Regions from separate parts of the Homo sapiens genome. Here region 2 is linked to region 1. A link is a loop called in an ENCODE intact Hi-C map of the cell type or tissue named here. Cell type or tissue: MCF 10A. All regions are shown on one strand.

Region 1 (5,000 bases):
AGTTCACTTTATTGGATATATTATAAGGCTCAGACAAGATGATGTATAAAAAAAATTCGTCATTGTGTTAAGCACAAAATAGATACTAAATTCCTAAATTCTTAAATGCATTCTTATGTGTCCTGTCAGTTTTGCCTACTTGCTTCTTACTTTTTCTTTATTTATTTAACTACCCAGGCTATTTATGTGTTCACCGTCATGTTTTTAAAGCAAAATGTTAGTTAAATTAAAAATCCTGATTTAGCTGAGCTTTTTTAAGGTGCCCAAGTCTGGGAAGAAGGTAAAATGACATAAATGAAGCATCTACCTTTTATATATATTTATTTATTTAAACTTCTATCACACTAGGAGCACTTGCAGTATTATTAAACTCATCTTTTAGATGGAGACAGAGAGGCTGAGAAATATTAAGTAAATTGTCTAGTCACTCAGCTCAAAGAGCTATAACTGGGATTCAGTCACAGATATGTGTACTTAAAAGTTTATACTGTTTCCATAAAGTCTGAATGAATAAAATCTTCCACAGAAATGAATTATTCATAAAATGAAGGTGCTATTATCAGTCTTGACCTTACAAAAATTAATTACCTAAATAAGGCATGGTATTTACATATTTGTACCTGGTCCATTAAGGACTCAGAAGCAGAGGAAATTGGCAAAGATAAGAGGAGAACTGAATTTGATTTTCAGCCTGAATTATTGTTAGTATGTTTAATACGTGTAAATAGGCTAAGAGCATTTGCTGAAGAACACTTAGGAAATAAAGCCATATAATGCTACCCAGGTCTCTTTACAAAATGGCTATTCTCTCAAAAAGTCTACACTTCAGTCTGGCAGGCTCTCCCAGGGGTTGGTGCCTGAGAGCCTGGAGATGAGATCCTGCTCATAGGATCAGCCTACACATTGCATAAAGGCCTCCCCTCCTCTAGCAGCTGGTCCAGTTCTCCTGATTCCCACTGGGGATCCATCTGTTCTTGAATCTCAATGCCAGCCTTGTCCTGTGGGAGCCACTGAAGCTGGTGATGCCCTTGTGGAGTATGCCTGCCCCTGCTCTTACTAATGTAAGATTAGTGATTAGGCCCGACATGGAAGATTGCTCTTCCGGAGTTGAGCTAAAGGACACAAGAACAAAATAAGCATTTCTGATATGGACACTATGACCGCACACTTGCCTGGCAAAGACATCAGCTTATTTCACTTCACTTGAATTGGGGCCAAAAAGGGAGAATATTGGCTGATATTTTTTTGGGAGAGGATGGGGTGGCTGCAAATTACTAACACTAAGATTTAGTTGTTGTTTTAAATTAATAAAATGACTTCATTAAAGATTATAAAAAAGAAAAAGTGTTAGGTGTCTTAACTCTTCTCATAATTCACTTTTATTACTTGACTCCCCATCTATCAAATCCTGAGTCCTAACGTGGAACCTGATATAAATGAATTAAAACAAATTTAACAGTGGGCAAAGTAATTATTGGAAAGACCACGAACTCTGTCAACAAATGTCCATGTACTTAGCCAGATGGAAGAGGTCATTTATAAAGACATGCTTTTTAATAAAGAGACAAATTAGAATTATCAAATACACTGCCAGCAGAGAGAAGTGAAAATTGTGATTTCTCTGGTCAAAAGGTAAGCTAAAGAGTTTGAAAAGCAGACCTACATATCTCAAGATCCTCAAGAATTATCATCATATTAAAACATAAAATATATTTTATGTCAATAACAATCATTCTAAATCATGAGTAAGAACTTAGACTATAGGCTTAGGCTTATGAAAATGAGAAAATTATATTTTATTTTAAAAAACCATTTCATTAAAAACAAAAACAAGGAATACCACTCCCTCTTTAAGACAATGAGCAATGAGCTGCAGAATCCATTTCTTTTTTCTCTCCAGCATCAGTAATGAGCATGAATCATGGAGTCAGTGACTTAGGCTTGAATCCAAGCTCACATACCTATGGAATAGTTAGCAGTAGTGGCCAAGATTATTATTGTTATTACGTTTGAGAGTGACGTGTACTTATATCAATAGAAAACATCTGTTTATAAAAGTGGAGGCTAGAGAAGCTTACTTAGCAAATTGAATTGTCTTGCTTAGGAAAAAAGGGCAAATCATACATGCTATATTTTTATCAATTATAAAATGGGGACAAAAGTGCCCTTACAACAGTATTGTTGTTATAATTAAACAGATAATATTTAATGTACAGCGAAGGCATGGCCTGTTAATTCCTTTCTTCTTCCCATTTCCTTTCGTCCTCTGCCTGTTCGGATTATTTAGTCCAAATCTTGACTCTTACACAGATGGATGTCTTTGCCTGTCAGTCTAGCGATTATACCCCAGCATACTCTGGCCTGATGTTTTTGTGATTCGGCCAGAGCAGCTTTGTTGGCTGTCATTTGTTTGTTTGCTTGTTTTCCTGCAACATTTCACCACCTGTGTTGTTCCACAGCAGTCAGGTAATCAGTTCTGGATCCTACTCTTTTGCTCTGATGCACATTCTGGGTAAATGACATGCTTAGAACATTAATAACAGACATGTAAGTATTTACATTGGCAAAAAACAGGACTGGCATCTACCATTTAAAGAGAAACTGACCTGGCAATAGATTGTGGTGGGGGATACTGGCCAGTTAACTAAAATTTAATTCAGGAAATAATCAATTTATAAAGTGTCCAATTAACCAAATTAGAGATGTTCTTCAATGTTTCACTGTGAAAAGGTTTTACTGATGCCAAGACACTTACCAGACCAGCATAGTTGACTTTTGCAATACTCATCATTTTATTGGGGAATGGGTGGGCTGTTTCTTAAAGGCTATGTATCTCTTGGAGATTTACACTCTGCCTGAATGCTGTGTCTGTACTAGCTCTAACTGTATACCTCCTTTGTTTGAGAGTTTTTGGCAAATTGATTATATGTTAATATTTGCCAAAATGGCTTTCAGTGAATTACATTAATGAAGACCCAAGAGTCGGAGTCTGACATTGACTTCTGGGGTCTTTTCTCCAGGTTCACCACTTGCCAGCTGGATAACCTTGACAATTAAACCTCTCTAACCTTCAACATCCTCATCCATAAAACAGGAAAGATGAGAATATCATTACCCAAAGTTGTGTGGATCTATGAGGTATCCCATGCAATGCACTGAACACGGAGAACTACAAAATAAGGGCTCAAGCACTGTGACTTATCATTGTCTTGTAAGACTCAGATCACCATGATTGTCTCTGTGCTTCTATTATTGGAAAAAGACATAGGTAGGGGTTAAATTTCCCCTTTTTTGCCAGACACTGTGTTAGAAGTTTATTTCACTTGACTCTTACAAGAATCCTTAACATGATACATCAACAACAATGGGATATTTCAGTGGAGAAATCTACAAAATTGTTCAAGCTTGAACAGATTCACAGGTTCACAGATTTGAACCTGTGTCTAATTCTAAAAGCCCATTAATACGCCATGCTCTGACTACTAGATATCAGTTCTTATTTGTGTATTTTTAGTCATAAATCTGCCCCTGGCCTCCTACCAATTCCTTTTGATTTTTTGAAAATACTGACTTTTACTTAATCATATCATGATTTCTTAAATCAGAAGGGGCTTAAGAAATGTGAACATTTAATGCTCTTATTGCTTCTTTCTTTATTACTTTGGGAAATTTGTTATTAATAAGATGATGCTTTACATTTAAGGATGTGTACATTTTGGAAAAAGTATTATCCATAGATTCATATTTGCATGTTGAAAGGAAAATGGGTTGACAGGAAACACATACTATAATAGAGACAACCAGAAAAATGAGAATAATAATGAGGATGGCATCACCCCGTATTTTGTAGAGTATAGTCACTGGCAATCAACTCTTTGTGGGTGCTTTCACATACGCTTACCTAATTTAATCCTTGGAGGATGAAAGAGGAAAAATTGTTAAGCTTGTTTTACTGATGAGAAAACCACATCTCAGAGAGGTTAAGTGATTTAACCAGTCATATATTTAGTACATAGTAGAGCTGAGAACAGAGCTTGAGTTTTCCCAGAAAAATTTTTTAACATTGGAAGAAAATGTGATAAGTGCTAAGGATAAAAATGACTAGTGTAACAGAGGCTCCTGGATGTTTCTCAATGTCCATTTTTCTCATTTCTCTTAGAAATAACCTCTATTGCCAAAGAACATCACCTTCCAGAATAGTGACAATATCTCTCGGCCTCCCCTCAGCAGTGGTCAGTTAGCTTCTGAGGACCTTCCTTATAAGATTACTGACATATGACCCTCACCTCTTTTCTTCCTGTCTCTATTCAACCTACCTGCACTAGAACATGATGTCTCTAGTTCCATCTTGGGCCATGTTCTTGCAGGCCACACACTGGGGATGGTGGAGAGGAAAACTAAAATTTCTCTGAATCCCACACAACTGGGGAGACACTATATGAGACCCAAATTACTCTTTTCAGTGTAATATTCACAGATATTGTTCTTTGTGGGAGAAAAAATGGACTTTGATCATATTTATGTTGCTGTTCTTTTGGGTCTCTACTGTAACCAAATCCAATCCTAGGTAATCTGGCACCTATCTGGAAGTTTTGTTCCTGAAGCCACAGGCAATACATGAATTTGAAGACCAGAGAGGCTGGCTAAGAAGAATCAAGACCAGAAGACTGAATTGACTGCCTTTAAGGAAGAAGCTTATTAAGAAAAGTTACTAGATCCTGGGGGTGCCTGAAAGCTGTCAAAACTGCCTGAGTGAAGGAGCTGTGATTAAATGACAGGGAAAGAGTAGGTTTCCCATGTCGAGGAGAAACTTAGAGATTCATAAAGACACCCTCACATTGACCACTGGGCCCTTTCACTTAGGGTTTTGTGACTCTACCGTTGATGACAAAGAGAGCTGCTGAGGAAGTTAGATTTGGGGAAAGATGGTGTTCCCTGCTGGTTTCTCTTTCTTCCTCCTCAGTTGCTCATCTTACTTAACAAGAGATTTCACATAAGAG
Region 2 (5,000 bases), 370 kb after region 1:
TTAGTTAGTTTTCACACTGCTGATAAAAAATATACCTGAGACTGGGAAGTAAAAGAGGTTTAATGGACTTACAGTTCCATGTAGCTGGGGAAGCCTCATGAGCATGGTGGAAGGGGAAAGGTACATCTTACATGGTGGCAGACAAAAGAAGAGAGCTTGTACAGGAAAATTCCCCTTTATATAATCATCAGATCTTGTGATGCTTATTCACTGTCACAAGAATAGCACAGGAAAGACCTGCCCCCATGATTCAATTACCTCTCACTAGATCCCTCCCACAACATGTGGGAATTCATGAAATTTGGGTGGGGACACAGCCAAACCATTTCAGCTATCAATTCAGAGTTTGGTTATCTGTGTTTGATCTAAAAGACAATATTTTTATTATACACAATATTTAATGCTTTAAACTCGTGCATCAAAAATAATGCAAGTGAACAGATGCACAGCTGATATCATACTAAATAGGGAAAGACTGAAAGCATTTTCTCTAAGACCTGGAACATAACAAGGATGCTCACTTTAACCACTGATATTCAACATAGTACTGAAAGTCCTAACCTGAGCAATCAGACAAGAGAAATAAATAAAGGGCATCCAACTTGGAAAGGAAGAAGTCAAATTATCCTTATTTGCAGATGACATGATCTTACACTTGAAAAAAAACTAAAGATTACAACAAAAAACTATTAGAACTGTTAAATTCAGTGCAGAATACAAAATCAACATGCAGAAATCAGTAATATTTCTATATGTCAACAGTGAATAATCTGAAAAAGAAATAAAAAATAACCCATTTATTATAGCTGCAAATAAAATCAAATACCTAGATATAAACTTAACCAAAGAAGCAAAAGATCCGTACAATGAAAACTGTTGAACATTGCAGCAAAATTGAAGAAAACATGAAATATGAAAAAAATATTCCATGTTCATGAATTGAAAGAATCAATATGTTTAAAATGTTCACACTACCCAAAGTAATCTACAGATTCAATGTAATCCATATCAAAATATCAATAACATTTTTCACAGAATTTTTTTAAAGTCTTACAATTTATATGGAACCACAAAAGACTCAGAATAGCCAAAACTATCCTATATGAAAACAACAAAACTTGTAGGAATCACATTAGCTGACTTCAAATCATACTACAGAGCTATGGTAACCAAAACAGCATGGTTCTGGCATAAAAACAGACACATAGACCAATGGGACAGAACAAAGAACCCAGAAACAAGTTTATACCTCTAGAGTGAACTCATTTTTGACAAAGGTGCCAGAATATACATTGGGGATAGGACAGTTCCTTCAATAAATGGTGCTAGGAAAACTGGATATTCATATGCAGAAACATGAAACTAGACCCCTATCTCTCACTATGTATGAGAATTAAATCAAAATGGATTAAATACTTAAATCTAAGACCTTAAACTATGAAATACTGGGGAAACTCTTCAGGACATTGGTCTGGGCAAAGATTTCTTGGGTACTGTTCCACAAGCACAGGCAACTAAAGCAAAAACGGACAAATGGGATCACAGCAAGTTAAAAAGCTTCTGCACAGCAAAGGTTATAATCAGCAAAGTGAAAAGACAATCCACAGAATGGGAGAAAATATTTACAAACTATCTATCTGACAAGGGACAAATAACCAGAATATATAAGGAGCTCAAACAACCCAATAGGAAAAAAACCTAATAATCCACTTACATGATGTGCAAAAGATCTGAATAGACATTTATCAAAAGACATACTAATGGTAAACAGACATATGAAAAGGGACTCAACATCACTGATTATCAAAGAAATGAAAAATTCAAACTACAATGAGATATCTTCTCACCTCAGATAAAATGGCTTTTATTCAAAAAAACAGTCAACAACAAACGCTGGCAAGAATGTGGAGAAAAGAGAACCCTTATACACTGTTTGTGGAAATGTAGATTAGTAAAACCACTATGGAGAGCAGTTTGTAGCTTCCTCAAACAATTAAAAATAGAGCTACTCTATGATCCAGCAATCTCACTGGTTGGTATATACCCAAAAGCAAGGAAATCAGCATATTGAAGAAATATCTGCACTACCATGTTTATTGAAGCACTGTTCACAGTAGCCAAGATTTGGAAACAAACTAAGTATCCATCAACAGAAAAATGGATAAAGAAAATGTAGTACATATAGACAATGGAGTATGATTCAGCCATAAAAAGAATGAGATTCTCTTATTTGCAACAACCTAGATGGAAGTGGAGGTCAGTATGTTAAGTGAAATAAGCCAGGCACAGAAATACAAACATCATATGTTATCACATAGTTGTGGGACTTAAAAATAAAAAAAAATTGAACTCATGGACATGGAGAGTAAAAGGATGGTTACAAGAGACAGGGAAGGGTAGTGGGGTGGGGAAGGCTATGGAAATGGTAAATGTGTACAAAAATATACTTAGATAGAATGAATAAGATCTAGTATTTGATAGCCCAACAGGGTAACTACAGTCAACAATAATTTATTGTACATTTAAAAATAACAAAGAGAGTATAATTGCATTGTTTGTAACACAAAGGATAAATGCTTGAGGTGATGGATACTCCACTTACCAAAATGTAATTATTATACATTGGATGCCTGTAGCAAAATATCTCACATACCTTATACATATACATATACACCTCCTATGTATCCATAAACATATACACCTATGTATACAGAAAAATTAAAAATAAAAATATCATGCAAATGAGAAAGTCTATATCATTTAGGAAAATGTCTATAGTTTACATTTATATAATACATCTTTTTTAATGCTCACATATAATTTTTCACAGCTCCTCCATGAATTAGCAAGTGACTGCATTAGCTTTTCCATTTATCAGATGAGAGTGACTAAGGCAAACACCAATTAATTACCTTGCCCATGTGCTCAGCAAAACCAAGTGGTTACTGGGGCTCGTAGTCCCCTAGCGGAGGAACTAGGTATTAGTTATAACAGTATGGGTGCAGGATGCTGGATGAGAGATGTATGGTTAAATGTGGAATTTGTGACATATCTCTTAATCACCTGCTTTGTGATACAGATCTTTTCTGTAAATTGGATGCTAGTCATACTTCCCAATTGGGAATTATAAATGATCTGATAATATAAAGCTTTACAATTCACTGAACACAGAGTTTGGCCATTTTTGCTCAACAGGTGCTCAGGAAATCTTAGCTCTTACACTACTAACTTAGGTGTTTATGACCACACAGGTGAATAAACTAGTCTACTTCCCCCTAGTAAAATGAAATTGATAAAAAAAATATGTGGAGAATCTATATAGTGGTCACATATTCAGTATTGACTGAGGAACCACATTTTCAACTATTTGTACAATTGTACAGTAATTACATCTGATTTTTCTGATGCTTATAGCTCAAGGTCAGGTAGTGCAGGCTTGAATGCTTAAGTTTAAACTTACGAATATCGTTTTGTTCTAATTGATAAAATTTGGGTAATTTATCGAAGAAAATTTTAAAAAATCACACTGAACCTGCTACATTAGTTTTTGGAATAGTTGGGGTGAGTAATCAGCAACAACCTAGAAACTTCTAACTTCAAGGATTTTGAACCTAGTGTATTTTTCCTCCATAATGGTCTTATCTAATATTGTGCACTCCTTTTTTTTCATCTGTATGCCCATTATTCTGCAAAATTTATAGCAGTTTTTGTATCTTTTTTTGTTGTTACACATGGAGAACATTTTTTGGCAGTAATTACACAATTTGCATTTTTAAAGAGTAAACTGCAATCAAGAAAAAAATTATCATACAAATTGCTGTGTGTGTTATATGGTATCTGCAGAATACAGTGTTTACTTCTCTGATATGCACACTAGATCTATCTTAGAAAAATAGCTAGAGAGGAGGAAAAAATTGTTTTCAAAGAGATTAAGAAGACAGTTTCCCACTAAGAAATATTTTTGCCTAAAATTTGAAGAGATTAAAGTATTTTTCTGTATTTTGATTGGGGAAAAATTCTATCTCACTTTTAGCTTTACATAGACTCTCGCACCTCTTTTTTTCTGTTTTTCTATTTCTGTTCAAAAGTATTTGTGGTATTCACTGTTTCCGAAAAATGTGAGCATCATATATTTAGTCCTAGATATCTTTAAATGACAATTGGAGAAAAAACATTTACAAAGTGATGTTACCTTTGGTACTAAAATATAGGTAATCAAAAAGGTTAATAGCCCACACTGACAGTAAAATCAAAACAAAATCACAAAAAAGCAAACAAAATAGTAATACCAAACCTTCAATAAAATAAACATTAAGAACAACAAAGCCATTCTTGAATAAGTGTTCTCTCATAGCTAATATGGTTTGGCTCTGTGTCCCCACCAAAATCTCATCTCAAATTGTAATCCCCATGTGTTGAGAGAGTAACCTAGTGGGAAGTGGTTAGATTATGGGGTGGTTTCCCCCATGCTGTTCTCATGATAGTGAGGGAGTTCCTATGAGAGTTGATGGTTTTAAAAATGTTTGGCAGTTCCCTCTTTGTTCTCTCTCTCTTCTGCTGCCATGTAAGAAGTGCCTTGCTTCTCCTTGGCCTTCTGCCATGATGGTAAGTTTTCCTAGGTCTCCCCAGCCATGCAGAACTGAGTCAATTAAACCTCCTTTGTTTATAAATTACCCAGTCTCAGGTAATATCTTTATAGCAATGTGAGAACAGATTAATACATTAAGTGTATGTTCAGAATTCTGCATTTTCTTCATGGAAAAAATGTCTTATATTTTGCATAGTCTGTGTAGACAAAGGCTACAGTTGTCTATTTTGTGGTTAAGTTTCTTGACCATCTGAATTACAAGTTTTGTGTAACTGACTAAATTAGCAAAGCAGTTGTTAGTTGATCACTTAGAAGTGTCAAAGACATTAGGGTGACTTTTTGATCCAATATTTTTGTTTGATGAAATCAAGTAATTTTGTATATAAAATGGATTTTTTTAGAATTCTCACAC

Evidence for each region. Peaks named below come from ENCODE experiments on the same cell type or tissue, not always from the same donor. Only the 100,000 strongest peaks of a DNase experiment are listed, where the experiment ranks them.
Region 2: a loop joins it to region 1, with 19 times the contacts of the local background. A loop is called at or near these places in 1 of 110 quality-filtered maps.

The regions. Positions count from the first base shown.
Region 1 is chr14:87,329,165-87,334,164 of GRCh38, reverse strand. No RefSeq gene overlaps it. Among named protein-coding and RNA genes, the nearest start is that of LINC02296, 280 kb to the left of the region's middle. In MCF 10A, no CTCF peak of the experiment used is centred here; a DNase peak (open chromatin) is centred at 1,934.
Region 2 is chr14:86,959,263-86,964,262 of GRCh38, reverse strand. No RefSeq gene overlaps it. Among named protein-coding and RNA genes, the nearest start is that of LINC01148, 56 kb to the right of the region's middle. In MCF 10A, a CTCF peak has its summit at 2,956; no DNase peak of the experiment used is centred here.